Linked DNA regions of Homo sapiens: all the other regions are linked to region 3. The links are chromatin loops, found by intact Hi-C in ENCODE. Cell type or tissue: gastrocnemius medialis. All regions are shown on one strand. Links, peaks and the distances in the headings refer to the core of each region. The heading gives the core; the rest is flanking DNA. Region 1 has its middle 23 kb from the start of CBX7. Region 2 holds the start of SUN2 (Sad1 and UNC84 domain containing 2). Region 3 overlaps PDGFB (platelet derived growth factor subunit B).

The links. A loop is a pair of places that touch in the nucleus more often than their neighbours do. Peaks named below come from ENCODE experiments on the same cell type or tissue, not always from the same donor. Only the 100,000 strongest peaks of a DNase experiment are listed, where the experiment ranks them.
Region 1: it touches region 3 in a loop (3-fold over the local background); 60 of 110 quality-filtered maps call a loop at or near these places.
Region 2: a loop joins it to region 3, with 2.8 times the contacts of the local background. A loop is called at or near these places in 2 of 110 quality-filtered maps.

What each region holds. Positions count from the first base shown.
Region 1 is chr22:39,169,962-39,180,501 of GRCh38, reverse strand. No RefSeq gene overlaps it. Among named protein-coding and RNA genes, the nearest start is that of CBX7, 23 kb to the right of the region's middle. RefSeq lists enhancers at 4,024-4,318, 6,317-6,986, 7,999-8,804. In gastrocnemius medialis, for the core only: no CTCF peak of the experiment used is centred there; DNase peaks (open chromatin) are centred at 4,168 and 5,706; H3K4me3 peaks cover 587 bases; H3K27ac peaks cover 4,564 bases.
Region 2 is chr22:38,753,474-38,763,067 of GRCh38, reverse strand. It overlaps SUN2 (Sad1 and UNC84 domain containing 2), which reads left to right and starts at 7,070. Exons shown (of 18, transcript NM_015374.3): 1 at 7,070-7,305. RefSeq lists enhancers at 1,498-1,547, 2,148-2,197, 2,028-2,852, 5,789-5,928, 8,187-8,256 and silencers at 6,687-7,236, 7,347-7,696. In gastrocnemius medialis, for the core only: no CTCF peak of the experiment used is centred there; DNase peaks (open chromatin) are centred at 6,977, 7,517, 7,937, 8,517 and 1 weaker place; H3K4me3 peaks cover 3,179 bases; H3K27ac peaks cover 3,818 bases.
Region 3 is chr22:39,229,077-39,239,616 of GRCh38, reverse strand. PDGFB (platelet derived growth factor subunit B) reads left to right here. Exons shown (of 7, transcript NM_002608.4): 2 at 3,743-3,839; 3 at 6,093-6,182; 4 at 7,790-7,995; 5 at 9,389-9,533. Among named protein-coding and RNA genes, the nearest start is that of PDGFB, 11 kb to the left of the region's middle. RefSeq lists enhancers at 1,503-2,397, 2,398-3,292. In gastrocnemius medialis, for the core only: a CTCF peak has its summit at 5,061; DNase peaks (open chromatin) are centred at 3,046, 4,196, 5,056 and 5,789; H3K4me3 peaks cover 330 bases; H3K27ac peaks cover 4,624 bases.

The DNA.
Region 1 (10,540 bases), core at 3,633-8,632, 60 kb after region 3:
GCTCACGGCAACCTCCGTCTCCTGGGTTCAAGCGATTCTCCTGCCTCAGCCTCCCCAGTAGCTGGGATTATAGGCATGTGCCACCATGCTCGGATAACTTTTTTGTATTTTTAGTAGAGATGGGGTTTTACCATGTTGGCCAGGCTGGTCTTGAACTTCAGACCTCAGGCGATCCACCTGCCTCGGCCACCCAAAGTGCTGGAATTATAGGCGTGAGCCACCGCGCCCGGCCCTCCTTGCCTTTTAATGTCCTCTCTCCTGTTCTTTTCGCAAGTCTCCTCCCCGTCAGGCTGTCACCTATGGCTCTGTGGGAGCCTCATTTGTGGCTGTTCCATCTGCTGCCTGCAGGCACCTCGGCTGAGGCCCCACCCTCCTGGGCCTCCCTCCTCCCCGATGCTGTTTCTCAGGCTCCCCTGCCGGCCCCCCTCATCTCTAAACGTTGGCGGGGGGTGCCAGGGCTCAATCCTTGGAGCTACTCTTTGTCTACACCCTTCCCCAGGGTGGTCTCATCCGGCTCTAGGGGCTGATCCCCACCCACGAGCCAGTGACGCCCGATGAGTGTCCCCAGCTGGCCCCTGCCTGCTCAGCTTTGCCGGGTGGAAGTCTCGGATTTATCACCGGGCATCACCACCTCGACCTGTCCAGCCTCAGTGCCTGTCTTCCCTGCTCCATCCCACCCCAAACCTGCCATCCCCAGCTGGCCCCATCAGTTTCAGTAGCTCTGTCCTTCCAAGTGCTAGGGCCCAAACCTTGGAATAGGCCTTGACCTTCTCTTTCCTTTACCACCACCCTTCATCAGATAGGCCGTACTGCTGTTGGCTCCGCCTTCTGTTCCTCGCCCTCACCAGGGCTGCTGGCCCAGCCTAGCCCCACCAGCTCCCCTCCTACAGGCTGCTTAAGCCTAAGTCAGATCATGTGTTTCTCTGCTCAGACCCTCCCCGGCTCCTGCTCCGGTCCTCACTCAGAGCCGCAGCTCAGGTGCTTACAAAGGCCTGCAAGGACCTATGGGATTTCACCCTGACTCTGTCTGCTTGGGCCCCCTCTGCTGACAGCCCTCCTCCTGCAGAGCCCAGCCTCAGTGGGCTCACTCCCTCACTTCCTTCAGTCTGTGAGGCCCTCCCTGGTCACCCCACATCAAGCTACCCCCACCTCTGGACCCTGCCCCATCCTTCCGCACAGCACCAACTTCTATTCCCTTTACTCATTGGTTGCTTTCCTGCCCATTTCCCTGCATTTGAATGGAAGCTGCACAGTGCCTAGCGTGTGGATGGTATTCAAGAAGTAGTTGTTGAATTGAATAAATGAATGAGTGAATGAATGGCTGACCATTCCCTGTGTTCTTTCCTGAGGAATGCCCACTTGGCTAAGAATCTCTCTCCACCCGGCACTCCAGACTTGTAGCGAGTTGAAGCTAGCCTATCTTCCCCACGCTATACTTAAACTGAGCTCGTGCAACCAGCGGACCCTCCAACCACCACCGGCCATATTTCCCACCAGGACCACATCCCCTGTCCCCAGCCTCTGTGTGAGCCGTCACCTCCTCCCTGAAGGCCTCCTGATTCATCCATGTCTCCCTCTCTCCGGTGCCCTCCTGAGGGGGCCTCATGACTGGTGACTCTCCCACCCTCCTGATGGACGGTTAACTCGCCAAGGGCTCCGTCTCCTTCATTTCTGTAACCCCGGCACTCAGCAGAGCCTCTGCACACAGCAGGCGCCCACTCAGTGTTTGCTAACTGGAGTTGAACATTTGCCTTAGTTTTATGTTTAGTCTTTTCTGTTGGCCTTATTTTATTTATTTATTTATTTATTTTTGAGACAGGGTCTCACTATGTTGCCCAGGCTGGTCTCAAACTGTCAGGCTCAAGTGATCCTCTTGCCTCAGCCTCCTGAGGAACTGGGATTACAGGTGTGAGCCACCATGCCCAGTGAGTTTATTTTATTTTAGTCATGTTCATTTGTTTTCTAGTTCATCTTTAGTTTGATTTTTACAACATTTATTCTCCTTTTTCTGATTACAAAACGAACGTGCTCATTGCCAAAAACATTGAAAATACACCGTAAATACACAGGAAATAGGAAATTACTCATGATTTGGCTGCGCAGAGATCACTGTGATTAGCATTTGGTGGGTCACTTTGACTTCTTCTCATTGTGCACTTTCCCTTTTAGTAAATCTTACACTGGGACCATTTCTTATGTCCTCACTCTTCTTCAAAGGCCTCGTATTTGATGGCTGCATAATATTCCATTTCGTCATTTTATCATTATTTAATCAAGCGTGCCACACACAGATGATCGTGACACCCCCTGTGCCCATCCTCCTCCACAGACACAACCCCTGGCCACCCCCGCATCTGTAAACACACCCGGCCGTGCCGCAGTGGCCCCTAAGCCTCACAATTGAGGTGATTTCCCAGAGGAGGCTGAACAATGCCCTGGACATGTGGACCCAGCAGGGTGGGGTTCCAGCCTTTTCCTCCTACTGTCCCTCAGACAGACAGAGAGACAGACAGATGGCCAGCCAGCCAGACAGGCAGACAGGACAGGCGGGTGGGACAGGCGGGTGGGACAGGCAGGCGGGACAGGCAGGCAGGAGGCACCAGGGGAAGGCGGAGGCAATAGCGTTGGGGGTGTCTGGCCTTTTGGGGGGGTCAAGTGGTAGGGAGATGGGGTCCTTGGGAGCAGGGCCCTGGCCTGGATGGGAGCTGAACTCTGCAGGGTGAGCCCTAGAGAAGAGCAGGTAACAGGGAGGGACTTCCTCTGCTTAATCCTCTCAAGGGCAGGCAGAAGGAGGTGACTGATGGTCTCAGAACCAAACAGTTGAATTTCAGAATCCTGGGACCACAGAGGACTGATGAGGCTGGCCCCAGGGACCACATCCTCTAACCCTGTGATGATCAAGTGGAGGTGCAGAGGCCCAGGGACTTCTCAGGCCTCCTGACTCCAGCAAAGAGCTGCTCCTGCCTCTCGCTGTGGCCTGGACCAGGTTGCTCTGGTCCCTGTGCCCAGAGCCACCGTGAGCTGTTGAAGTGGGAAATGGGGCCTGCAGTGCAGATGGAGCTGGAGTTCCCAGGACTGGGCAGGGGCTTGGGGTGGTCCTCGAGCCAGCAGGAGAGGGGAGGGAGAGGGTGGGAGGCTAGAGACTGGCAGCCCAGATGCATCCATCCCACTGCAGCCCCTCCTGCCTGTCCCCTCCCGGCCCTGGAAGACCCCTCCAGGCTCCCCAAGGGCAGAGGGCAGCATGGGGAGCGGGCTTGGTCTCCTGCAGAGTGGAGGTCTCTGAAGCCTCCAGCTCCCAGCTTCTCCCCAGACTGCTCTGGGCCTGAAACTAGGGGGCGTTTGCAGAAAAACATGGAAAAGAATTACCCTAGTTTCTGGTGGTTTTGCAGAACAGCAAGTCCCCGGATTCCCGGGTCAGCTTGACCGAGCTAGCTGTGGGATCTTGGACAAGGACCCCTTTCCTCCTAGGACCCCAAAGGCACTCCCAGGGTGAGGGCTCCAGAGCCTGACCGCCCCCAGGCCCTCCCCTCTGAATGTTCGAATCCTGCATACCATGGCTGCGTGGCGGTGGGAACCACTATATCCCACCAGGCCCGGCCCAGTGCGGAGAAGGGATGGGCTCCTGCCCTTAGCCAGAGGCACAGGCTCTGCAGAGAGGCAGTGATGATGCCATAGAGCGTGACAAGGGCAGCAATGCTGGGGTTGCCCAAGGAAGGGATCAAAGTCTCCCATCTTGCAGACAGAGATACTGAGTCCCAGAGAGGGGAAGTGGCTGTCTGGGCACTGGAGACTAGAACCCAGGAGTCTTCTACCTCTCCCCTCTTCCGGCTCTGACCCCGAGAGCTTCCCTGGGGAACGGTAGGTGGGCTAGGGAGCCCCATAAGGTAGAACTGAAAGCAGAAACTCCTCCCCTGTTAACTGACTCCTCCCAGAGCCCCCGAATCTCTGCTTCCAGGGTTGGGGTTCATTTGCTTCTGCGATAGTCTGGGATGGGTGGGACTGGCACAAGATGGGTCCTCTATCACCCCAAGTCCAAGGGGCGCCCCAAGCGGGGTGCTGCTGTGCCGTGTCGGGCCAGCATGGCAGTAGGCCAGGGCCCCCGGCAGCGCCGAGGCAGCTGGACAGGGCGGCCGCCAAGAATGCCAGGAATGCGGAGCCGCCGTGTCCTTCCCGCTCCTCTTCCTCCCCCCCGCCAGCCCAGAACAGGATATTCCCTGTCCAGGGAAACCCAAGTCCGGTCCCTTTATGGGAAAACCATGGGGCATCTGGTGGGCACTGTTCCTGCACTGGGACGGGTGTTCAGCATAGGGGAGCCCTCAGAGACGGGGGCATTGGGTGCTGCTGCGGAGGATGCAGGGGTCTGTGGGGGCTGGCTCTGTGTGGGTTCAGCACATATGAGGGCCTACTATGCGCTAAGGGCTTCATGTGAATTAACTCACTCAGTCTCACATCAACCCTGGGAGCTTCTGCTTTGCAGATCAGGAAACTGAGGCTCACAGAGGCTAAGGAGCTTGACCGAAGGCCCTAGCTAGCAAGCCGCAAAGCCAGTCAGACTCTGATACCCAGACTCTCAGCCATAGGCCAGGTGGCCCCAACTCAACTGTGGCCATGGGGGCATGGCCTGTGCCCTCACATGGCACCTGTGGGGGAAGGGCACGTTGTTCCCAGCTGGTCAGTTTCAAAGGTGGCAAAGGTTTGTCTTAGAGATGCAGAGTCCGGCCCTGCCCCCGGGGCTGTTCTTGCAGATCTCAGCACCATGGAATCCCAGAGTTTGATCAGGATACAGACCATTGGCACCAGGAGGGGCTCCTCTGGACCCTCCCTAATGAGCAGGGGAGGCCGTCACTCTGGAGGTTCAGGGATAAGAGGTGGGGCTCTGAGAAAGCTGAAGGGGGGACACAGGGTAGGGGAGAGAGCGGGGCTAGCTGCACCAACTCCAGCCCTGGGATCCTAGAGGTGCCGCGCCCCGCCCTGGGCTGCACGCCCATCACCTCCCTTCGAGGCCAGCCCACCTCGGCCCTTTGGTTTGGCTACAGGTCTGGGGCATTACCCTAGCAGGGTCAGGTGCAGGCAGAGACGTGGAGACCCTAGCCTTGGATCAGGCCTTGGGCGGGTGGAGAACGGAGAAAATGCAGAGGCACGGGCTGTGCTGCCACCCTCGCAACCCCCGAAACCAGCCCAAAGTGATTGGAGACCAAGGGACCATCTGCACGAGAAATTCTCCCCATTTAGAAATAGGGGAAACTGAGGCACAGGGAGGCCATGTGGCTTGCTCAGAGTCATAGAGCTGTCACGCTGTCACCTAGTGGAGATGTGATTGGAATCCTGGGCTTTCTGTCTCTGGCCCCCACCTGGGGGCCCCTCACGGTTCCTCTCTTCTCCCCTGCTTCCCTAGCCCCCCAAGTCTGGCTGGTTCTATTCCAGTGTGTTGTCCTGTAAGGGCTTCGGGTCCCCCGGGGGGCCAGGGTCAGGTAAACAGGATCCCAGCCGCATTCCCTGACCTTGTTTACCTCCCAAAAGAATGTGAGGGCATTCTTCCCCTTCCCGGGCTGTGAGTCAGCTCCCAGCAATGCGCCGGCTGGCTGCTGGCTGCCCTTCCCCCATGCAACCCCCTCCAGACCCCTGCCCCTTGCCTTCTCACCCGGTGACGTCACTGATGTCACCCCTCCCCATACCCCCATGGAGCCCACCAGGCCTCCAGTTGCCATGGCGACGGCTCACAACAGGAAGCACAGCCCCATCGAGGCCTGCGCTGGGGCAGAAACACAGGAAGCCGCGCTAAGCACTGAGCAGCATTGTCAGCCCCGTAAAAAACAAAACAGGACAAAAAGATTTAATGAGAACAATCAGCCCAAAGAAAAAGGAAAAAAAAAAAAGACCAAAAAAACAAACAAAGCCAAACAGCCTGAAGGCAGGGGGCTGGCAGGGCTCCAAGGACCCCACGTTTTCCCTCCCAACACAATGTAGGCTCAATAATACTTCCTTCTCAGAAGGAGGCTCCCGGGGGTGAGCAGCGGCTGCAGCAGCTCCAAAACTACCCTTGGCTACCCTTGGTAACCCCAACGCAGGTCCAGCTCTATGCCCTCTACTGAAGGCTTTGGGGGACTGGATAGGCTAGTCCTGCCCCCACCTCCCCAAGTATTACCCCTCCTAAGTCCTGCTAGGGGACGTATTCAGTTCAGTGGAAGAAAGAGCACAGGCTCCTGGGTCACCCAGATGGAAAATCTACTCCTGGCCCAGCCGCTGCCTGATGATTGTGAGATTCTGTGTGGGTGGCGATCTCTCTTGCACCTCACTTTCCTCATTGGTTTTGCACCTCACTTTCCTCATTGGTTTTGTAACCATCACTGTCATCAGCATCCGCCTTCACACCTCACAGAGGTGTTGCAAAGCTCAGGCGAGCTGGCACATCAACTAGCACCCAGTAGGTGCTCAATGCGTGCAGAAGGAACTCACAGAGGATGAATGAATGGGGCAGAAATTCCGTGGAGGCAGCTAGCTCAGCTCTGAACTAACTATCAGAGATGGACAAGATGCCCCAGGGGGTATGGGGCTCCCCATCGCTAGACGGGGCAGGCTTGTGAAGGCTTGGTGGGACCTTGTGGAAGGGACTGAGCCCTGGAACAGGGAGGGTGTAGGGGAGGAGCAAAGCTCCCTCCCTCCAGCAGAAGGCTCTGGCCCAGTGGTCCTGTCTGGATAATCCCATTTAGTCTGGTATCTGGTTGATGCCTGCACCGTGACTATGGGAAGAGACCCCACAGTGTCAGTGGGGCAGTTAGTGGTGGGGGGACCCCTGGCTCTTTCTCCATTGCCTGGAGAGAGTAGGGTCCCAGGGCAGAGGAGGCCACCATTCTAGTCCATTTAGGAATGTGACGGATAAGAATGATCCCCGTGGGACAGTGGCAGAGCTGGACTCTGATCACACGGGCAGGTCAGGCCATCCCCTGTCATGTGGATCGGTCCAGCACCTGCTGTTAGCCCAGTGGTTCCTGCCAATGATTGGTGATAGAGCTGGCCTTGCAGGGCCCGGTTGGGGAGTGGGGAACGGGATGCTTAGGCGAGGAGGCTGACTGAGGTTCAGAGCCTGGCTCCAGGTGGTCAGAGAGGCCACCTGGGGGAAATGGGCCAGAAAATGCGGACGGGACTTTGTTGGGTAAGGACAAAAATGGTAGCTGTTCCACTCAAGGGCATAGCAGGAGCACAGGCGTGGCAGTGAGAAAGCCCAGGGTGTTCTGGCCACGGGACCCAGATCTGCACACCTGTAGTCAAAGTTGGTGTCACAAGATAGAGAGATCCCATGGAAAAGAGGCTGGAACCAGATCACAGAGGGTCTTCAGTGTCACTGCCAGGAGTCGGGAGCTGACACCCTAGGCACCGGGGAACTGCTGGGGGCTTTTGACCAGGGTAGTGATATGTGCAGCCGGGTAATTTAGGGTGACGCCTCCGTGTGGATTAGGAGTGGAGGATGCACCAGGAAACAGCATAGGATGGGAGGTCAGAATCTGGGGTCTGCTGAATTGGCTTCTTTTCTTTTGAACTTAATAATAATGAGACATAATAGGTGTTCAATCAGGCCGGGCACAGTGGCTCACGCTTGTAATCGCAGCACTTTGGGAGGCCGAAGCAGGCAGATCACCTGAGGTCAGGAGTTTGAGACCAGCCTGACCAAGGTGGTGAAACCCCATCTCTAGTTAAAAAAAAAAAAAAAAAAGTACAAAATTAGCCAGGCGTGGTAGCACACGCCTGTAATCCCAGCTACTTGGGAGGCTGAGGCAAGAGAATTGCTTGGACTCAGGAGGCGGAGTTTGCAGTGAGCTGAGGTCACACCGCTGCACTCCAGCCTGGGCAACAAGAGTGAAACTCCATCTGAAAAAAAAAAAAAAAAAGGTGTTCAATCAATATTTATAGAATGAATGAATGGCAACCACCTTATACTGTGATATTTATTTTGCATACGTTGTCTTGTCAATTCTCACTACAAGCCTAAAAAATAGGCCTCATTCTTCCTGGTTTTACAAATGAGAAAATGGAGGTTCAGAGAGGTTGAGGGACCTGCTCCAGGCTGCACAGCATGCTGTGGTGGAGCAAGATTCCAGCACAGCTGAACCCACCCACCATCTCCCACTGCAGAGTCCACCCCAGCGCTGGGCTCTGTGCTGAACCCACCCACCATCTCCCACTGCAGAGTCCACCCCAGCGCTGGGCTCTGTGCTGAACCCATCCACCATCTCCCACTGCAGAGTCCACCCCAGTGCGGGGCTCTGTGCCAGGCCTGGGGGACACACAGATAACTGAACTCCAACCATGTGCCTGAGTAGCCCCCAGATTAGAGGCCTCAGTTTTCCCAGCTGTGGACTGAGGGCTGGTGGAGGAGTGCTCAGGGAGGGGGCTGCCCAGGGCCCAGCTGGGGGAAGACAACACTGAGACATGGGAGGAAGGGAAGGGTGCCCTGAGAAGAGGCAGGATAACTGTGGGGCGCTTGCAGGAAAGGAGCAGAGGCCAGGGCTTGCTAAGGGGATGAGGGGAGAAGCAGACGTGCTGAGAGGCAGGAGCAGGTGGTCAGAGGCTGGGAGGAAATGGATCTCGGCCGCAGCCCTGGGTCCCAAACACAGGCAGACGGGGGATGGTGCGAGGGGGCTGCACCTGGGGCCTCAGGTGGGACCCGGAAAAGACATGCCTGCCCACACCTCCTCCTGCCCCTCTATCCTCCATCCGGCGCCGCTCGCGCACCTGCCCCTCCGGCCCCCATCCGGCCCGGGGGTGGGAGGAATGAGGACCTCTTCCAATCCCTGGTGGAAATCCTCTCGGGGGCTGTTGAAAGGGGCTGTAGGAAGGGTTGTAGTCTGTGGGTGGCTTGGGTCTGGAGCAAGGGAGGAGAGGGGAGCTGGGCAGAACAGGGAGGCTCCTGGGAAAAGCCCACGGGAGGGGGGCCGGGGCTCCTTGGACAGGAAGGGACAAGGGGTTTCCACGATGGCGGAGGAAGGCGTGCTGGCCTCGGAGCCACCAGGCAGAAGCCCTCATTTTGGTTCTGCTCCACACAAGGGGTGGATCCTCAGCAAGCGATTCCCCTCTCTGGGCCTCAGTTTCCTCATCTGTAACAGGAGGGGATCTGACCGCAGGGAGGGGCAGCAGGCAAGCCCAGTGCTTAAGAGTGTGGGTCTGTTTGGGACTGGACTGTCTGGGCTCGATCCTGGCTCCGGTGGCCGCGCAGACAGGCCCCATGGTGAGCGTCTTCAGAAAACAGGATGTGACCCAGCCTGCAGGTGTGCAAATGTCTAGCTCCATCACCCGATAGCTGCTTTGCAAGACGCTCAGCCTTCTCTTCCATTTTCCCGTGACACACCCATCATCCACAGCCCTCCTCCCTGTACTGTGGAGGGTGCTGATGGTGGACGCTCAGGCAAGGAAAGCAGATGGGGCATGTCCCCTCGAGGACCTGCTGTGGGTCCTGCAGGCTCTGCCTCTGGCTTCCCTGGGGCCCCATCCACCCAACACCGAGCGCTGGGCAGCCGGACGCCGGGAATCTGGCGCCACCTGGTGGGCAGAGAGAATCCTGCTGTCCTCCAGGGCTCTGGACGGGAACTGGGCACCAGGCGTCCTGTAGCCATCCCTCTCTGTTTTTTATTCAACCGGGGCTGACCTTTTTAAGAGTTTAAATTTAATTTTTTGGTCAGGCGTGGTGGCTCACGCCTGTAATCCCAGCACTTTGGGAGGCCGAGGCAGGTGGATCACCTGATGTCAGGAGTTTGAGACCAGCCTGACCAACATGATGAAACCCCGTCTCTACTAAAAATACAAAAATTAGCCAGGCATGTTGATGCGCACGTGTAATCCCAGCTCTACTAGGGAGGCTGAGGCAGGAGAATCGATTGAATCTGGGGGGCAGAGGTTGCAGTGAGCTGAGATCACACCACTACACTCCAGCCTGGGCAACAAGGTGAAACTCCGTCTAAAAATAAATAAAATAAAATGTTAAATTTATTTTTTTTAGGGATGGAGTCTTGCTATGTTGCCCTGGCTGGTCTTGAACTAGGCTCAAGCAATCCTCCCGCCTATAGCTGGGTCCACAAGGGCACCTCTGTAACAGCTTTCCCCACTCCCGCTGCGTAACCCCATCTTCTGCCATCTCCCTGTGGCTTGCTGAAGGCTAGCCCCTCACTGGGCCTTTATCTACTCAAACACAGGACCCCTATTGTGTGCATGGCCCCAGGCAGAGCACCAGGCTGGTGATTGAATCAGGCAGTTCCCTGTCCCTCCCAGAGGAGCTCTCAGGCTGCTGGGGGAAACTCACAGACCACAGCAGGACCAGGGCTGTGGCTAAGGGGAGCCCAGAAGTTTTGGTGGGGGCAGGCAGAGGGGTAGCCAGGGCAGGCTGTGGAGGAGAAGCTGATCAGGCTTCGTTTTGAAAGCTGGAAGCAATAGTAATAGTGGAAGCATTTAGTAAGCAGAGAGCAGGTGTGGAGGTGTGCCATTGCAGAACAGCCCTGAGCTGAGAGCCACCGAGGGGTCGTTCTAGGGAGTGACATGGTCAGTCCACTGC
Region 2 (9,594 bases), core at 4,595-9,594, 480 kb after region 3:
CCAGAAGGAAAGCCGGCGTGCATCGTGGACACACTGTGTGTAGAAACAGTTCTGGCACTGTGAGCTGGTCTTCTTAGGGAATGGTGGGAATCCTCCCAAAATCCAGCTTCCCAGATGCCAGCCCAGGGCCAGCCTTGCAAGCAGGCCTTTGTCTCCAGCCTGCTACATTCATTCTTTTCTACACAGTTAGCGGGGAAGGAGGGGAGGGGAGGCCATGAGGCAGAGGGGCAGATAGAGGCCGTGTCACGGGGGCCTCCAGGCCATGGACTTGGCCGTGGGGCTGATGAGCCATGCACGGATGATCGGCTGCAGGCAGGTGGCCGGGTCCAGCCCCTGCTTCAGGAACATCCGCCTGGCAGCTTTGTGGAGGCTGGAGCGGAGAGGAGGGGAGGGGGCAGCCAGGAAGCTGCAGAAACCATCCAGAGTCAAGTTCAGGGATTGAAGCTCACTGGAGAAGAGGACAGCGTAGCAAGAGGCCCCATGGGGGCAGAAGGCCCGTCTGTCTTGGAGGAGGAGGCGGGGCTGTGCCAAGGGGGTCCCAGGGGGAACGGTTTGAGCCTGTGGGAGGGAGAGGGGGGCACAGGATCCAAAAAGCATGTCCTGGGCAGGACTTGGGTGGGCATGGGGTGGGGGCAGGAACCTGGCGCTGAGGGAGCTGAGGAGGGGTGGGGGCTGGCCTGGGGAGAGGCCAGAAGGAGAAGATTAAGAAATTGCCTGAATTACAAATCACCGCAGCCACCTTGGCCCTAAGAGCCAAGCCGTTGAGAATCAAACAGAGGAGGATGGGGTCACCGAGAAAAGAACCTGGGCACAGAAAAGGAGGCGAAAACAGGGGAGCTCCGAGCACCCCAGACTCAAAGAAGAGAGGGAAGACCATGACCCAGGGGACCCTCAGAGCCCGTGTGGCCCAAGCTCGGGAAGCCAGTCCAGGGAACAGAGGAGAGGTCGCCAGAGCAGGCATCAGTTCACACACAGACACACACTTGCACACACATTCACACAAACATGCACACACATTTACACACATATTCACACACATACACATTCACACATTCACACAAACATGCACACACATTCACACACATAATTCTCACACATTCACACACGCACACTCACACATTCACAGTCACACACTCGCACACACACATTCACACACACTCCCCACACACACTCCCCACACACACTCACACTCATACACACACACTTGCACACAGTCACACAAACATGCACACATTCACACACATAATTCTCACACATTCACACAATTCTCACACATTCACACACACTCGCACACATACATGCACACATACATTCACTTTCACTCCCACACACTACCCCACACACACATACATATTCACACACTCGCACACACATTCACACACACTCCCCACACACACTCACACTCATACACACACACATTCACACACTCTCATACATACACTCACACTCACACACACTCTCACCTTCTCACACCCACCTGGAGGTGAGCCTCTCCTGGACATGGAGGGGAGGGGACAGCCCTGGTCCATGGCTCAGTTGATCCTGCCCCACCGTCCCTCCCTTCAGCATCAACAAGGTGCCCTCTCCAGCCCACAGCTCCTGGCCACTATGCCCTACCGCAGAGCCACTTCCTGCGTCTCAAGCCCCTGAGGCCCCGGGCTGGCAGCCGCAGGCCGTCCTGCATATGACGCACAGGTGCATGGACAGGGCCCTGGGAGGTGCCGCCCGACGTGCTTGACTGCAGAGCCGAGTCAAGCCGAGCTGGGCAGCTGCCCACATGCAGCTATGTGCCATCAAGGCCACCCACCCAGACTCCCTACACCTGGATCCCTCTGGCTGTCGGGAAGCACCGTCCCCAGGGAAACAGAGGCACTGGGGGAGGGGCAGTGGGCACAAAGGAGGACTGAATGAACTGGGGTCCCAGGTTCAAATGCCCTCAGCCATAACCAAGGCCCACCAGCCCTCCGGCTTCCCTGGGGACCACCCTCAGTGACTCACTGCGTACAGGCTGCAGTGCTGACAGCTGGGTGCTGAGTGTCCCTGCATGGGAAGCACACAGGCCACACCCACAGCAACACTGCTGTGAGAACTGAAGGCCTAGAGGGTCCTCCCACCTCCTCTGCCTCCACAGACACCTGGCAGGGAAGGGAGCAGGACAATTACTCCCCCTGCTCTACAGACAAAAAAGCCAAGACCAGAGCAGGGGTTGGGGGCTGCAGCCCTGCAGGAGGGAGAGGTGGGTAGACCGGGGAGTTTTTACTGGGGTCGGGGGCACTCGGGTTGTGCTATGGCGTTCCAGCTAGCCCAAGGGACAGAGCTGGAGGTTGCAGTGACAGGGCTGGATGGCCAGAGGCGGCTCTGCCAGCTGTCTCCACGCAGGGGGCCTGGTTCATCTGGCAGCTTCCCCACCAGTGAGCTGAGCGCTCTCGCTGCTATCCCCTCTGCCTGGTACTCTTGTCCCCTCTGTCCCCGGCTCCTCCTCTTGCCCTTTCTTTCTCCAGAGGTCTCTTTCTCCAGCAGCTTCTCTGACTCCCCAAGTCTGGTTACGAGAGTCAGGGCCAGACCAACTCTCCACTAGGCACAGCAGGCCCAGGGCCAGGGCCATGAATTTTCAGGGGCCGACATAAATGTTTTAATTATTTGTTTAATCAGAAGGGAAAAAAATGGATATAACCTAGCCGGCTTGTGGATACTGACATAGTTGCAAAACACAATACTTAATACTTTTTCTGGAGGAGGGGGCCCATGAAAGTCACACTGGGTCCCTTTGAGCCCTGTGTCCCTCCTGGGCACGAGTCTGAAGTGTTGTGATGATCGGCTCACATGACTGCCTTCTCCACCAGACAGTGGGCCCCGGGAGGGCAGGGGCATGTCTTACATTGTCAGAACAGGCAAGCGGTAAGTATTTGCTAAATAAATAAATGCTTATAAATAAAAAAAAAATAGCCTTGATTGCTAGTTAGTGACAGTTAGCAATCCTTGCCCAGGGCCAGGCACTGTACTGAGCTCCCATGACACAGACACATTGATATCATCCCCGTTTTACAGATGAGGACATCAAGACAATGAAAGGTTAAACCTGCCCACGTCGTTCACCAGGAGTGTCTGCATTCCAAGCCTGCTCTCTGGACCACTGGCCCAGAATGTCCCCACAGAAGGTGGAGCACCTGGTGGATGTATGAAGAGGCTGAGTCCAGGAGGAACACCCTGGACATGGGGCAAGCAGGCTATGTCAGCCCCTGAGTTCTGGCCCATGGATCGGTGCCCTCGGGAGCTCCAGCGCTGCCCCAGCCTCCCTTGTGAGTGTACAGCCAGCTCAGGCCTTCCTCCATGTGGGCAGCACACACTCAGCCAGCTACTGTGCTCAGGGTGTTGGTGACAATGACGGCTAATTGGAGCTTACACCTACCGAGTGCCAGCTGACTGCAACCTCTGCCTGCCGGGTTCAAGCAATTCTCTTGCCTCAGCCTCCCAAGTAGCTGGGATTATAGGCATATACTACCATGCCCAGCTAATTTTTTTGTATTTTTAGTAGAGACAGGGTTTCACCATATTGGCCAGGCTGGTTTCGAACTCCTGACCTCAGGGGATCTGCCTGCCTTGGCCTCCCAAAGTGCTGGGATTCCAGGCATTCATCACTGCACCCGGCCAAAAGATTAGAATGTCATCAGGCAGAGAAACAAGGAAAGGCGTTCCAGGCTGAGGCACAGCCTGAGTAAGGGCTCAGGAGTAGGAGAGGCCTTGGGGTGAGGCCCCAGGAGTGCAGGTGAGGCCTGCAGGAGATCTGCGTCTGCAACCACACTGGGGAGCTGGTGATTTAAGACTGGGAAGCTGCAGTCAGGCAGTCGCTCGATGAACGTTTATTGAGCATTTATTAGGAGCCAGGTACTGTAATAGGTGTGGGGGACAGAGGTGACTAAGGCACAGTCACCCATAAGAGTCTGGCCAAATCTCTGCATGCCTAAGACTGTCCCCCTCAGTCAGGGACCCACGTTGTGTTCCTGGCACCCTAGCTGACCCACTTTGTAACCTGGATCCCACGCCTGCACTCCTCAGAGTAGCCTTCTTCCATAAAATGAGTTTAACTGCGGTTGTCACCTGGTGATGGAGCTCTTTGAGCTCTTAGGATGAAAGATTCTGTAAATACGCAGCCTTTGTCACCAGACTGGGTGGGGTGGAATAGGGAGCCCACATCAGATCCCCAAGGGTGCAGAGAAACAGCCCCCGGGAGTTGGAGGGAGGGTCGGTCGCCAAGCTCCCCTGAGGTTACCGCCCTCTGACAGCTGCCAAGCGAGTTCCTGCAGCCAGAATGCCTGACATGAAAGTCCCCCGCCCCCGCCAAGGCCTGCCTGTGATGGTTAAATGACAGACGCCGACACCCTGGCTGCTGACTGATGCTGACAGCAGGGAGGGAGATGTGGAGCTGGCCTGGGTTGCAGGCAGGTGACTGGAGGCTCTTCCTTAACTCGTGTTCATAGGACGCTGAACACCCACCACGACCTGTCACTGTCCAGTGTCCATGGGGGAGGCAGACAGGCACACAGCACATTCCACCATCACGTGGGGTGTTAGAGGGGAGGCCCTGCTCTCTGGCAGCACAGAGAAGCCCACCTGACAGATGATGGGTCCAGGACAAACCAAGGGCCCAACCTCCTCCCGTCTCCCCGCAAAGATCATGGTGATAAAACCCCTTTGGGATGAAGTAGTTCAGAAGTCCTTTGCCCATGTGACCCTCATGCAAGAGAAAATGAAGGCCAGAGAGCCCCATTGACTTGTCCAAGGCCACAGAGCTCATTGGTGTGGCACACAGGACACTTATTATTATTCTGATTCCTTGGCTTGTGGCTTCATCACTCCAATCTCTTCCTCCATGGTCACATTGCCCTCTGCTCGTCTTCTCTGCCTCTCTTTGGTTTTTTGTTTGTTTTGAAACAGAGTCTTGCTCTGTCACCCAGGCTGGAGTGTGGTGGCTTGATCTTGGCTCACTGTGGCCTTGACTTCCCAGGCTCAAGCTATCCTCCCACCTCAGCCTCCTGAGTAGCTGGGATTACAGGTACACACCACCATGCCCAGCTAATTATTTTCTTTTTTTGTTTTTCTTTTTTAGAGATGGGTGGTGGGGGGGGGGGGTCTCACTAATTTGGCCAGGCTGGTCTCAAACTCCTGAGCTCAAGCAATCCACCTGCCTCAGCCTCTCAAAGTGCTGGGATTACAGGCGTGTGCCACAGTGCCCAGCCCCTATCTTTCTCTTAAAGGGTTACTTGTGTTACACTTAGGGCCCACCCTGATAATCTAGGATAATCTCATTTCAAAATCTTTAGTCACATCTGCAAAGTCTTTGCATGTAGATAACAGTCACAGATTCCAAGCATTAGTACCGAATTCCTGTAGCGACCATTATTCTGCCTGCTCCCAGCCCCCAGAGGATGCAGAGTTTAAGAGGGGCCTGCCTTCAGTCAGCCTGTGGGCATGAGCCTCACATATCCACTCAGCACATCCTGGGAGGGGACCTGGACTCCCCCCCGACCCCAGCAAGGCCAGACCCCCCTGTCTGCCAGGACCCCCGGAGAGGGGGAAGCAGGCTGTGCAATGGAGGAGGTAGGATGTGGCAACTCCATAGAAGTGGTTAGGACAGAATTCTGGAGTTGCGCATCCCAGAGATGAGGAGTCAGAGAGGCCCTTCCCCTACCTGGATGCTGCCCCTACGTCTGATTTGAATTCTCCTTTCATTGCTCCATCCAGCAGACACTCAGACCAGAGCCAGGCTCGGTACCAGGCTCTGGAGAGCTTGTCCATGTCCTCAAAGAGCTTGCAGTCTAAACCTAGGAGTGATAATGGCCAGCACCGTGGTCTCCAGGAGGGTGGAAGAGCAGGAGACTCTTCTCTTTCCAGAGCAGGCAATGGAGGCCCAGGAAAGGGGACTGTTCTTGTCTGGAGTTGGGCTGAAGCCGCTTTAGCATGAGGGTTTTGCCTTTCCTCAATCCTCCGACCCCACAGCCTTCCTGTTCCTGCCTCGGTGATTTTGTCATTCTTGTCTCGTTTCCTCTTGGTACTTTAAAAGTAAAATAACGACTGTTCATCTGCCCTTAGAAGGGCTGGCACAGAAAGAGATTCATCCCAAGCTGTGCACCTGCTCTATCTGTACAGTTGGCGGATGGGGAGCCAAGGAACAGGACCCCCGGAGTCAGGCAGCATTTTACTCAAACGCTGAGCACTCGTTCCAAGTCTGAGTAAGGTAGAAGAATGAGTGGCCAGCCCTGCCTTCCCACAGCTCAAGTGCAGCAAGCACCGTCCTTAAAACAGAAGAGCTGGCCGGGCGCGGTGGCTCATACCTGTAATCCTAGTACTTTGGGAAGCCGAGGCGGGAGAATCACTGGAGCTCAGGAGTTCGTGACCAGCCTAGGCAAACATAGTGAGATCTCGTCTCTATTTAAATAAAATAGAAAATCTGTTTAAAACAAACAAAAAATAGAAGAGCTGTCGTGAAACTTGGGTGCTCTGGGTAAAGCTTGGGAAGAGGCAGGGCCTCCCAGCATGTCTGGAATCCCCAAATTAGCAACCTGTTTCCTTGTCTGAAAAATGGGTGTAGAAATGGCCGGCTAAGAGGACAACGGCACTGGTGCCGGGTGTTGAGCAAGCCCTCGACAGCCTCACCGAGAGTGCACCAAGGGCCACCCGCGCGCTGCCGCTCCCAGGGCTCCCACCCTCCCCTCGGACGCCGGCCTGGTGAACCAGGCTGCAGGCGCGCGTGGGAGCGCTCAGAGCTGTCTCAGGTGTTCTGAGCCGCCAGATCGGGAGTCCAGTGCCCTGCTGAGCCCGAGCCCCAGCACAGGCTCCCGTCGCGTCCTCCCGCAGCCCGGGGTCCCCGCCCGCCCAGCGCCTCCCACGCGCGGACTCCTAGGCTGAGCGCGCAGGGCAGCGGGGCCCACGCGAGGGCGGGGCGAGCCGGGGCTTTGTGTTCAAACCGGCCAATGGGTGGCGGCGGTGGGCGGTGACGGCCGGCGGGGCCTGACCAATGGGCTGCGGCCTGTCAGCGTTGACTGACAGGCGCACACATACAGAGTCGGCCACACGCGCGCCGCCCGGCCCCACTCGCGCAGCGCGGGCCTCCGCCGGCCGCATTGTCCGCCCGCCCGCCTTGTCCCGCGTCGCCGCTCTTCGCGTGCCCGCGCGCCCCGGGCCCGGCCGCTGTGTCGCCCTGAGCGGAGCGCCGCCCGCGGGATCCCCACGCGGAAAGGGGGCGCGCCCCGGCGGCGGCCTGGCCTCGGACGCCCCCGGCCGGGCTAGAAGCCGCCGCGGCAGCAGGTGAGTGCGGGCGAGCTCAGGAGAGGGTTGGGGGGCCGCGGCCCGGCCTGACCCCGGGTCACCGTCGGGCCACTCGGGCGGGGCCGCGCCGCCAGGCCTGCTTCCTCCTCTCCGGGACGTGCTGGGCCGGATCCAGCCTCCACCCGGGTCCGCGGCCCGCGCCCTGACTCACCTCCTGGCCCCCGCCCCGCCTGCCGCGCCACTGGTCAGCCGGGAGGGCGGTGTCTGCGGGCGGGACTTCCCGGGCAGCCTCCCGGGAGGAGGAGGGCAAAGGCCGACTGCCCCAACCCGGCCCCGGGCAGCGCCTACGGGTTTTGTGCCAGACAGGCCGTTTCCAGGGACAGGCAGTTCCCAGCCTCTGCCTGTCAGAACTCAGGGCCTCAGAGGAAGGCCCGTTTTGTTCAGTTCTAAAACAAAACAAAACAAAGCAATGGGGGGCGCGGTGTGACTTAGAGAGCCAGGAGGCGCGCCTTTGGTGACAATTTCTGCAGGTTTGGCCTGTGGGAATGAGGGCAGAGGGAGTTAGCACCGGGCGTTTGGCAGGTCCCACAAGGGCGTGTGGCCTGGCTGTGCCCAGGGAGTGGAAATGTCACGAGGAAGATGCCCCAGATCTGGTTTAAGTCTGAAGATGGATGGAGATGTTTGTGATGGGGAAGGGCGGAATTGAGAAAGGAAGTCGCCCAGCTGAGAAGTGGGGAAGGATGCTTTCCGATGAGCGTTTCCTAACTGATTGTTAGGGAGGAGGTGGGGCGGGGGTGGTGTCTATTATGATTCGCAGTAGTAGATTTCAGCTCCCAGAGGCTCACTTCTTGTTTTGGAGAATGGGGCCTCGACCTTTTTCATCTTGTGAAACCCAGACTCAATGGTAAACTGTTTTGTGATGCCAGGATGCCGCAGGAAAGACTGAGAGGCATCTCTGGGAGTTCTGGGAGGGCGGAGGCGGGTGCTGACAGTTTTCAGCACTCCCCGCTCAACCTCCATCAGAATATTTAGTTCTTCCCAGCGGCAGCTTGGGTATGGTATAAACATGTTGCCTTGTTTCTGCCCTGGGCAAAGGTGTCACCTCCTTCAGCAGGACAGAGGCTAAGAGGAGTCCCTGTGTGGGCAGCTGGAGCCTTCAGGTAGGGACCGTACGGGCGGGGCAGGGAGGGGGGAGGGGAGATTACCTTATAAGGACAGGAATAGAGACAAGGACCCAGGCCAACTTCCTGCTTTTCCTACTACCAATCGGTCCCTTTTCCAACACCAGCTAAAAGTAGAGGGGATGCCAGATGGGCGTCTGACCTGGGAAGATGCCAACAAGGCCAGGACATGAGGCTGCTTGTTTTTCAGAGGAGGACTTTCTAGCTGGACTAACCAGACCTTCGGGTTTCTGCAGCCTGGGTTGGGAAGTGGACTTCTATACTCACCACACAACCCAGAGAACTGGTCATTTAAGTATCAACCAGGAATATTAGAAGTGATCAAAAGTCACAAGCAAGTGCTAGGAATTCCCAAGTGACTTTGTTGTACGGGCCAGCAGAGGCACTAACGTTGAGACTCCCCATGTTGGCAGTCGGGGACTTTGAATTCGGGTGTCTAGACCTGAGTGGTTCATTAATCTTCCTCATGTCACAGAATGCTACCTCTTGCCAGATCTTTGCACTTTGGCTTCCTTTGTCCTCATTATCAGTTCCAGAGCCTTGATTTCTGCCCCACATGGTGACCGGAACTGACTGTAATTCATGCTGCCCTCCTCCTCCCTATTTTGTTAGTTTGCTAACAAATATTTGTTGTGTAACAAGTTTGTATACAGCCTTGTTTTGCGCATGTGTGAGGCTAAAAAAGATTCTAGCTGAGGACACACAACTAGAATCTTCAATACATTCCTGAAACAACTGGAAAACTTTATGCCTGAGTAGAAAGACCCAGGCCCTACAGCCTGTCAGAGCTGAGCCCAAACCCTGGCTTTGGCACTTACAGGCTGGGGACTGTGGACAAGTTACCCATTGCCTCAGTGTCCAGGTTCTTCCCTTGTAGATGGGAGTAATGATACCTACCTTGCTTCTAATAATATAAATGAGGTATACAAGGAGCCCGGTCCCAGCAGACACTTACCATTTTATCATCATCTTACCAAGATGTGGCAGCACAGTGTGCACCGTGGGGACAGACAGTGCAAGCGCCATCAGGACGTAGGTGGGAGCCTGGCCAACTTGGTGAAACCCTGTCTCTATTATTAAAAGAAAAGAAAAGAAAAATCCTTTTGGCTGAGCGTGGTGGCTCATGCCTGTAATCCCAGCACTTTGG
Region 3 (10,540 bases), core at 2,389-7,388:
CTTCAGGGTGCCAGGCCTCCTTTCCCATCTCTGAAGTGAGCTGTCCACCTGGAGGCCTGCGGAACCTGTGCCCAGGAAAACCAGGCTCCGGGCGGCTCACCTTCCCATACCAAGAAGAGCCTGTGACTCCCAACAGGTGCTCATGCTCGTCATCCCCAGAGCATTGCATCCTGGAGCTGAGCACGTGCTGAGTGTCCCCCCACCCTCACCCACCCCCAGCCCCGGAAGGGCCTTGTAAGCCCACACGGCCCAGGCTCTGCCAGTGTGGAGGTAGGGTACCATTTCCTGTGGCCCAGCACAAGGGATAATGCAAAGTCACGCACTCTTTCATGGGCAGGCAGCTCTCCACCCACTCCTTGTCATCCTCAAAAATGTCCTGTGCTGCTGGCCCTGAGCACGTGTGCCACTCGCTGCTGCCCACAAAGGAGCCATCCGGAAAGAATTAATGATGATGACAGTGACAACTCATTAAGCTCCCATTATCTGCTGGCAGCTCTGCTCTGTGCAATTATGCCTCCCAGTAACCCCGGGCGAGGTATTATTAGCCCCATTTAAAAGATGCAGAAGCCGAGGTTTTAGATTGTGACAAGATTCCAAGAATCCAGGTTGCCCTGGCATCTGGAGCCCTTGCTCTTTCCTCCGCTACAGGGTTTCTCAGCCTCTGCACTCCTGATGTTTGGGAAGGCCGTCCTGTGCCCTGAAGGGTGGTGAGCGGCATCCCCGGCCTCCCCCAACTTAAGATGCAGTGCACACCCCAAGTTGTGGCCACCAGCGATGCCTTCATACATTGCCACTGTCCCCTGGGGGCCCACTGGGCCCTGGTTGAGAGCCTCTGACGTGGGACATGCTGCAGAGTAAAGAGCCAACACGAACCTTGTGTGATGCTGAGGGCCAGTGGCCTTAGAACACAGGAGAGGGAGGCTGAGACGCCCCATGGTGGGCTGGAACAGGTGGGCAGTCTGGAGCCTGGGAACGACCCAGCTCTGCCACTTGCTAATTGTCTGGACCTGTTGCTGCTTGTTTAATTTTTTCTAAGCTTCAGTGTTCTCATCTGGAGGATGGGGATACAAATACTGCCAGCCTCTTAGGATTGGTAGTTTATACGGTGTTTTTCTCAGCGTGTGGCTTGTAGCTGGCATTCATAGATGTTAGTTGTGGTATTATTACCAAATCCGGGGGCTTATGGGTAGTTCTGGGCATCTAGTGGCCACATTACCAAAAGCATCTTCAGGGACGGTCTCCCTGCTCAGATTAAAAGGGACTCTAGTTGCTCATTTGCCTAGGGTTGGGGAAGAATATCCCAGGTGGCCCTCCTGGTGGAGGAGGCAGAAGAATCATACTGGACAGAACCTGGAAAATGGTAGACTCCTTCATGCATTTGACCAGTATTTACCGAGGACCTACTATGTGCCTCTCTCTCCTCCTCAGACCCTATCCTGGGCTCTTTCACACTCAGCCTTGGAGGGGCATCTCCTATGTGTCGTGGGCCTGGATCTGGGGTGTCCACTCGGCCTGTTCAGGGGTCTGCCTCCTCTGCCGTGGCTGGCAGCTGCAGCCGGCTCTCCAGTGGGCAGGGAGATCTTGGCACAAGCACTAAATGCCATTTGCTACTAGGCCTTTGGGCCCCTCCCCTGGGGGGTTAATTGAATCTTTACTCCACAAACGCTTCTTGTTCTCCTTCTGCCAGTGATCCAGGGAGGCCTGGCTAGGCACCCGGCTTTGGCGTTTTCTCTGCCCCTTCTAACGCCTCCTGGCAGAATTAGAATTGAATCGAATGTTCTTCAAGCCCCTCGATTCACAGATGAGAGCCAGGACCATAGGGGCAGTGACCAGCCGAGGTCACACGGCAGTTGGTCCAAAGGCGTGGGATTCAGCTCTCTGGCCTGCCAGTTCTGGGTTTGACAGAACTCTCAGGGGAAGCGGCTTTCGCTGGTGTTCACTGGAGACCAAGCCCTCTGTTCTGTGGGTTGGGTACTTTGTCAACATTTGGAGAGCACCGGAGGCGTGGTCTCTCTTCTGAGGTGGAAAGAATGAACTTGCTTGAGGGCGGGAGGAGGCAGAGCCCGGAGGAGATGGGGCCGAAAGTGAGGGGCAGCGGGGCCCATACCCTCCTCTGTCTTGCACGTGCAGCCCCTGGCTGCCCGGATATTGAAGGAAAGACCCTAGTTCTCAGCCAAGCCCTGCCACCTTTTTTTCCTCAAGTTGCCCAGCAGCCCTTAGACATTGGGCGGAGTTGTAAGCTCCATGTTCAAACAAAGACATGGAGACTCAGGGGTTTCAGGGAATGATGTAGCTTTAAAAGTGGTCACCCCCACCCCCCGCCCTGAGTCTTCTGGCTCCTGGATCGATGTGGGTGGCCAGAGTTGGTCATGGATGAACCCCTGGAGGTGTTGCTAGACCTCATGATAAGCTGGAGGAAACAGAGCTTTCGGGGAGAGCCCCCTGAGGCTGGCCACAGGGCTGAGACGACCTCTTCTCCTCTCCCTCGCTCCCCCTCCGCCGTCAGGCAGCGAGAAAGCAGCATCCCTTTTGTGAAGGTAGCCTGCACCGACCCCCTCTGAGCCCCCCGACCTTCGGCTCCGGGAATGTGGAGCGAACCAAGAAGGGAAGTCCTCCCTTCTTAATCCAGGGAAACTGAGGCAGAAAATAGTTTAACCCAAGGTTCTATAGTAATGTGCCAAGCCTATTGATGCCCTCTCCAGGACTGTCTGTCCAGACCGTGCAGCCCGAGTGCCTGTGCCTGCACGTGTGTGTTTGCACACGTGGAAGTCCGGTTCCAGCCTTTGAACGTGCAGCGACATCTTAGGAATTTTCTTTGCTTCTCAGTGGCTGGTGGTCTGGATTGTGATTCTCAGTCTCCCATCTGCCCTCGCCTCTTTCTTGGGATCTCTGGCATCCGCCCCTTGGGTCTCCTGGGACTGTGGGGGACGTGGCTGTGACCTTCCTACGGGGCTGCTCTTGTGTCATTGTGGGACCTGCGGTTTCCCTGGAGGAAGCCCAGCTCCGAATGAGGCCTGTTGAAGTGTTATCAGGTTTCGAGTATGTTTGGCAACAGGCCAAAGGGGCTCTAAAAATAGGGTTTGGTTGGGCACAGGGCACGGGTAAGCTTTCAGGTTTCCCGGCCGTGTCCGAGGATTCCCTTTTCGCCTCTTTCGAGTGAGAGACTTCATAGATACCGCTAGGACCTGGGGCCTCCTGAGGCCATCGCACTCTGCACGCGTTTATTAAGCACCTCTTGTACCCAGGAGCCTGGGAGTACAGGCTCTGTCATCCCAAAGGCATGGGTTTGAATGCAGCTTTTGCCAATAATTGAGCCTCTCTTTGAACGTTTGTTTTCCCCTCTGTAAAATGGGGGTTAGATTGGCCATGGGAGATGCTGGCTGTCTTCAGCTGTCAGGTGTGTTGTGAGACTCAGGGAGAAATCAGATTTTGGTGCATTCCCAGAACATGTAGTTTGGTGGGGGAGACAGACATAGAGACAAGCAGGTCCAACTCAAAGCAAGCTGGGGTTCCTGTTGGGGGTTGAGGGTGCAGGGACTGAGCTGGGTCTCAGAGGCTTCGGCAGGTCCAGGCCCCGAGGCCTTTGTGCTCCTGATCATCAGGCCTGGATCCTGCCTGTCCGTCTCCCTGTGACCTTGGAGCTTTCCACAGGAGAAAGCGAGAAAGCGTGTGGTGGGGGAGACAGCCATGCTGGAAAGCCCCCACTCCCAGCTCACTCAGCCTTTTGGTGTCTGCCCGGCAGGGGGACCCCATTCCCGAGGAGCTTTATGAGATGCTGAGTGACCACTCGATCCGCTCCTTTGATGATCTCCAACGCCTGCTGCACGGAGACCCCGGAGGTAAATGGAATCCTCGCCCCGCGCTCCGGCCCTCCGAGGAGACTTTAAGAGATCTGGGAGGGGCAGGACAGGAGGCATCCCTCCTTCTTGACGTCTGGAGAACTAGAGGCCCATGGCAGCCCAGAGAGAGCGTGGCCACACCCATCCAGGGCAGGGCCGAGTCAGCAGGCGGGTTGGTACCTGGGACTTGGGGTGTGGCAGGAGAAGCACCCACGTGTGGCTCCGGCTTGGTGCCAAGGGTGGGGTGCCAGGAGGAGGGAGGGCGGGGAGAAGGTGCCCAGGGCATCTGCCGAGTATGTCTCCAGGTGTGGGCCCAGCCAGGGAGGGTGGCACTGGAGGAGTCATCTCCCCGCCCCTCTGGCTAGGGGCCCGGTCTGTGAGGTCCCCTGGGGACACCTGGCCTCGACCAGCAGGCAGCCCTGCCCGTGCCCCAGAGCTCACTCAGCGAATGGGCACGTGCTCGGTGGCACACACGTGGCGGGGCTGGCGGGCTGGATTGACAATGTATTTATAAACGCTGTCTTCAGAGCAAATTCCATTCTATTCTAACCTCTGGCCTGTTCCCTGGAGCCCTGGTCAGCAGCCCCCCTGCACCCCCAGGTCCCCTTCCCTCTGGGGTTCTGTCTCTTTGTCACTTTGTAATCCTTGCCCAGACGCTATCTACGGGGGAACAGCATTTCCTGCCTTTGTTTCCTCTCCCCGTTGGGCCCCTGGCTCCCTCTCAAAAGCATTCCCGGGCCCTTTCAATCCCGCCTGTGCTGGGGGGCGGTGAGGCAGGCAGGAGGGGGCCCCAGCTGGGCCCACCTATTGTTCGCCAGGGCCCCCACCCGATGTCTCCCACAACCCCCACCCTATGCCCGACTGGCCGCCCCTGGCCACACACAATGGGGCAACTTCCAAATTTAGCCTTTCTACCATTTCTTTCCAAGCCTTTACACCCCCACCCTCAGACGGCCCCTCCACACCCCTGGTGGGGGTCGGGATCTTGGAGATGAGGTTTCAATAGCAGGCCTGTTTCAAGGCAACCATGTGGCTATTTTTTCCTAATCAACTTAACCTTTCCACAAAGCGCATCTTTTCCCCATCTCCTCCCCACCAGGGACATTCCAGAGATGGCAGGGAGAAAGGAAAGGAGCCAGAGGGACAGATAGGCTCGTTGACGTAGGGGCTGTCAGGCTGGACGGAAGCGGACTAGTCATCAGACTCCCTGCAGTACCCGGGACGGACAGGCGGCAGGCGCCTTTGTCTTGGATGGGGCCAGTGGGTCGGTGCCAGAACTGGAGCCATGGGGTGCTGTGTGGAGGTGGCAGGAGCGTGTTCCCAATGCCCCTTAGTTTATTTGTGGCTCCTCACCCATGAGAGAGACAGAAGGGTCTGTCCACGCCTTAACATCCAGCTCAGAGGCCTCCCTCAGCCCTCACTTCCCAGCAGCCAACCTCTGGCCATGGGCTCTGGAAAGGACCGATGTCTCCAAGGAGGGCTGATGGGACTGAGATGGTGCCCAGGCTAGAAAAGGGAGCTGTCATTTGTGACCAGAGGAATCAACAGACGGCTGGGGGCAGAGGTGGGGCAACAGTTTAGAGAAGGGGAGGGAGACAGACACAGATACAGATACGGTGTGAGGGCCCCGGAGCTAGAGAGACCAGGCCCTAGAAGGGTGTGTGGCAGGGACTCCCCACCCCCAGCAGGCCCAACTCCCACCCCTCTTCTCCTCTTCTCTGTCTTCAGCTCCCACCCCCATCCCTCTCCCTCCCTCCCTCCCTCCGTGGCTCCCGCCTGCCCAGCGCGGCCATTGTCCGGGGCTCCAGAGGGGCTGTGTTCAGGGCATGCGGTCCCCCTGGGGCTTCTGGGAATTTCTCCATTCAGCACTTCCTATGGGAACGCTGGGTGGAGGGGCACTGGAAACTGGCCTTCAGTGCCCTAGGTCCCGGCCCCGCCCTGGAGGCCGAGGAGGGTTCACTTACAGTAGCAAAGGGGAAGGGTTATTTTTAACTCCACTGACATGGGTTCTGGCCAAAAATGTTGGCTAAAGAGCCAGGGATGCAGTCAGGATCCTGGGCCTGCAGCTGTCCTGGGGGCTGCTTGGAGGGTCCCTGCTCAGGGCCAGGACCCGTGCATTTATGGGGGCTGGAAGGAGGGACTGTTCTCTGGAGTGGGGGAGAGGCAAACCTCCCGCCTGCCCAGACACCCCGGCGGAGGGAGCCCCTGCCCAAGGTGGGGCCGCCTGGTGTCTGACTGTGACTTCTCCTGCAGAGGAAGATGGGGCCGAGTTGGACCTGAACATGACCCGCTCCCACTCTGGAGGCGAGCTGGAGAGCTTGGCTCGTGGAAGAAGGAGCCTGGGTAAGACTGAGACACCCAACAAGGGTCCTTCAAATTAGCATGGGGGCCAGGGAAAGAGAACGGGGGCGGGCAGCCAGTCGGAGGGCCCCGAGGGTCCTCTTACAACTCCCGTTCCCCCCACATTCAGGACTGAGCGAACTGAGAGAGTAAAACCATCCTTAAATGCCTGTGTTCAGTCATCACAGCCCCTCGCCCCCACACTCTCTGGTTTCTAAATATAGTGCTGCAAAGCTCATTCGTTCCTTATTTCAATCCTGGAGGTAGATATTATTAACCCCATTTCACAGAGTTGGAAACTGGGGCCCAGAGAGGGTAAAGAACTAGGCGAGGTCACACTGCTAGGGAGCGGTAGGGCTGAGATCCCAACCTGCTCCCCTCACTTGAACCCAGCGTGGTCCCTGATGGGCTATGGGTATCTCCTGTGGCAAAGGGCCGCGGCCTAGGCTGGTAGACCTCGAGCAAAGCCTGGAACTTCCTCCTGCTCCCTTGCAGAGACCTAAAGGAGACCGTAGATCATTAGGTCCCAGAGAAACCCTCCCAGGTGAGGCAAATGTCCACTCAAACCCCTCCTCCTCTTTGACACCTGGAGTCCCCAAAACACTGCAGTTAGAGGCTGGGGGAACGATGAATAAGAGTCAGGTGGCCTGGGCCGGGCATGGTGGCTCACGCCTGTAATCCTAGCACTTTGGGAGGCTGAGGCAGGCAGATCACGAGGTCAAGAGATGGAGATCATCCTGACCGACATGGTGAAACCCTGTCTCTATTAAAAATACAAAAATTAGCTGGGCGTGGTGGCAGGTTCCTGTAGTCCATGCTACTTGGGAGGCTGAGGCAGGAGAATTGCTTGAACCAGGGAGGCGGAGGTTGCAGTTAGCCGAGACCACGCCACTGCACTCCAGCCTGGCGACAGAGCAAGACTCCGTCTCAAAAAAAAAGAAAAAAGTCAGGTGGCCTGAGTTCCACCCCCAATCTATGAATGTGGGCGGACGGGATATTCAGCTCTCAGAGCCTCCTGTCCTCTGTACATGGATAGCATCGGTAACCTCAGTGCTTGCTGTAGGCAAGGCTTACTCACTTTACACCTTAGATCCACATGGGAGGGAGGTGCTGTTATTATCCCATTTCATAGAGGAGGAAGCTGAGGCTTTGAAAGCAGCAGTGATGCAGGAATCCAAGGCACCGTGAGACAGCAGTGCACGCGTGGTTTCGAGCTAATATGGTACCTGCATAAAAACCACATGTTGGGCAAGCCCATAAATGTGTAAAATCATAAAGAAGAATAAAATAGTCATGTGCCAGCAGAGGGAAGCGGACATTTACTAAGCATTTACAACATGCCCCACACTCTGAATTTTCTCACTTGAAACTACAGTGGTTCTTGGGTGTAGATCTCATGGTCCCATTTTCAGATGGGGAAACACAGGCTTAGAGTGGCTCAGCCATCTGCCCAAGTCCCATGGCTAATGACAGCCAGGACTTGAAACCTGAACCCTGGGGTTGAAGGGCGTGAGAAAGAGCAGTCCCGGAGGCACCCGCTGAGCTCCCCTGCCAAGTGGGGGGACTCTGGACAGGCCTACGCTCCTGACCCAGGTTTCGTCTCCTCCCAGGTTCCCTGACCATTGCTGAGCCGGCCATGATCGCCGAGTGCAAGACGCGCACCGAGGTGTTCGAGATCTCCCGGCGCCTCATAGACCGCACCAACGCCAACTTCCTGGTGTGGCCGCCCTGTGTGGAGGTGCAGCGCTGCTCCGGCTGCTGCAACAACCGCAACGTGCAGTGCCGCCCCACCCAGGTGCAGCTGCGACCTGTCCAGGTGCGTAGGCTCCGCGGCCCCCCGAGGCTGGTCCCGGTGGTGGGTGGAGACCACCCTTCTGGGGCTCATACCTGACCAGGCTTCCTTGACTGGGCAGAGTGGTGTGTCGAAGGACATTCCTGATTTGTTCCTGGGCTCTGTCCAGAGAGGCCCACTCTTGGGAAGCTCTTCCTAGGCAGGTGGACTGAGGCCGACCATGAGTCCTCTGAGGTGGCTCAGGCCACTGTAGCCAAAAGCCACAGACAGACCCCCCGGGCTGGGCGAGGTGTGGAGCCAACGTGAAGTAGGGATGTCACCTCCTTTACAAGGACAAAATCGCAAAACGTCCCTTGAAGAGCCGTATCCGCAAACATTTATCTGACACTCAGAATGTTTTGGGGAGCTACTCAGGTTCCCCCAAAGCTCTCCCTATTCAGGGCTGTCTTGAGAAAGGCTCAGATGGGTGGCCCTGCATCTTTGACACCTGCTTGTCTCTCTTTGACAAGCTGTGTCTTTAATAAAGAGAGTGCAGAGAGGCCCACCAGGTGATAGACACTGCGGAGCTGGGGCAGGTCCCCTGACAACAGTGGAATGCTGATCCTGCTTTTCTTCGGAGGGACGGGGGATACATACACTGGACTCAGGGAAAATTCTAGAGTAGAGGCTGTCTCAGGGAGCACCCTGGTCTCACCCTAGTCGGGGCAGAGTCAGAGAAGCTGCTGCTTCTGCTTCTTGTGGAAAGATTCCTGCACGCCCCAGGCCAGCCTCGCCCACAGGCTGGGCAGTGCGCATTTCTCTAGCTCAGCACCGGCCCTTGCCCGATGCTCTGCCTGCTTAGCCGCACTTCCTTCTCCTGCCACCAGCCCGTGGCCTCTCCTCCTGCCCACCTTCCCTCCCTGGCTTGGGCCCCACGCCTGAGACTACGAATGTCACTCCACCCCACTGCCCACTCTCGTGGTATCTCCTGTCCTCGATGCTTCCAGCTCTATGGATGGACACCTGACATCTGACCTCCCCGTTCCCACCTCCCTCCTAGATGAAGCCTCCCCCCACTTCCTTCCAGACAACCATCTCCCGCCTCTGCCGCAGCCCTGACCTTGGCTGGCGCTCCGGGAATGAGGATACCGCAGGCCCCAGCTCAACCCGGAAATGCCTTTCTGGCTGTCCCTCTCTGGGGGCACTGAGGGGGGCCCCAGGTCGGGAGGGCTTGTTTTGATGGAAAAGCTACGAGAAGGGCAGAGGTCAAGGTCCTGCTATTGTTTGGGCCAAAGCTTTTGCCCCACAGCCTGCTCTCCGGGCTTTCGAGGAAAGATTGCTGCAGGGGACACCGGGGTGGGAAGCGCAAGCCATTCGGGCTTCCCGGGCTCCTGGCTGTGTGGTCTCTACAGAGGCATTTTGTGGCTCTGTCCTCCAGGTGAGAAAGATCGAGATTGTGCGGAAGAAGCCAATCTTTAAGAAGGCCACGGTGACGCTGGAAGACCACCTGGCATGCAAGTGTGAGACAGTGGCAGCTGCACGGCCTGTGACCCGAAGCCCGGGGGGTTCCCAGGAGCAGCGAGGTAACCACCTTTCCAGGCTCAGCCCTCAGCCCCCTTCCCCTGCAGCAGCTGGGGGCAGGGGCCGGTCTTAAAAATGGAAATGGGATCAGGCCCGCCCCCGGTTAAATTCACGGGAGGCTTTCTTTTCATCTTGCTGAGACACAAGCCAGGTTCCTCCCTGGCCTGAGAGCCCTACATGAGGATTAGCCCCTGGCTGGCTCTCTGGTCTCTGCCAACCAGTACCCTTCACCTGTGCCACCCCCGCCGGGCAGGCCTCTTTCAGTAACTAATGGAGTTTCTGCCTCAAGGCTTTAGCACACACTGCTGTGGCTGAAGAACACTTCTCCCAGCTCTCCACAAGCCTAGCTCCTTCTCTTCATTAGAGTCTCAGCTCAGAAGTCACCTCCTCCTAGAAGTCTGCCCTGACCACCCCATCCAGAGCAGCGCCATTTCCAGTCTTGCTACCATAGCCCCCTGCTTTGTTGGATGTGGGGATGGGATGGTGGAAGGAATCTGGGCCTGGATGAGAGAAAGCTCCGCGCACATCAACTTCCGATAGTGAGCAGCTTGTCCTGGGGATGAGAAATCAAACGAATTTCTCGTATCCTTGAGCGGGGGAACCAGGACCAGTGGGGAGAAGCCACTGGAGAGAGATTTCAGCTCCATATGCAGAACAGCTAGCTGGTGATCAGTCAGGGGTGCAAGGTGGAATTGGCAGCATTGTGAGGCATCTCTACAAAAAATACAAAAATTAGCCAGGCATAGCGGCACACGCCTGTAGTCTCAGCTACTTAGGAGGCTGAGGTGGGAGGATCGCTTGAGGCTGGGATGTCGAGGCTACAGTGAGCCGTGATGGCACCACTGCACTCCAGCCTGGGCAACAGAGCAAGACCCTGCCTCAAAAAAAAAATGATTAATACGATTAGATGAGCGTTTAAAAAAATCACGTAAGTGATAGTTCTTTTTCAGTAACTTTCTATTGTTAGGGACAGGACAATCTTTTCATTCTCATTTCTTATTAACAAGAC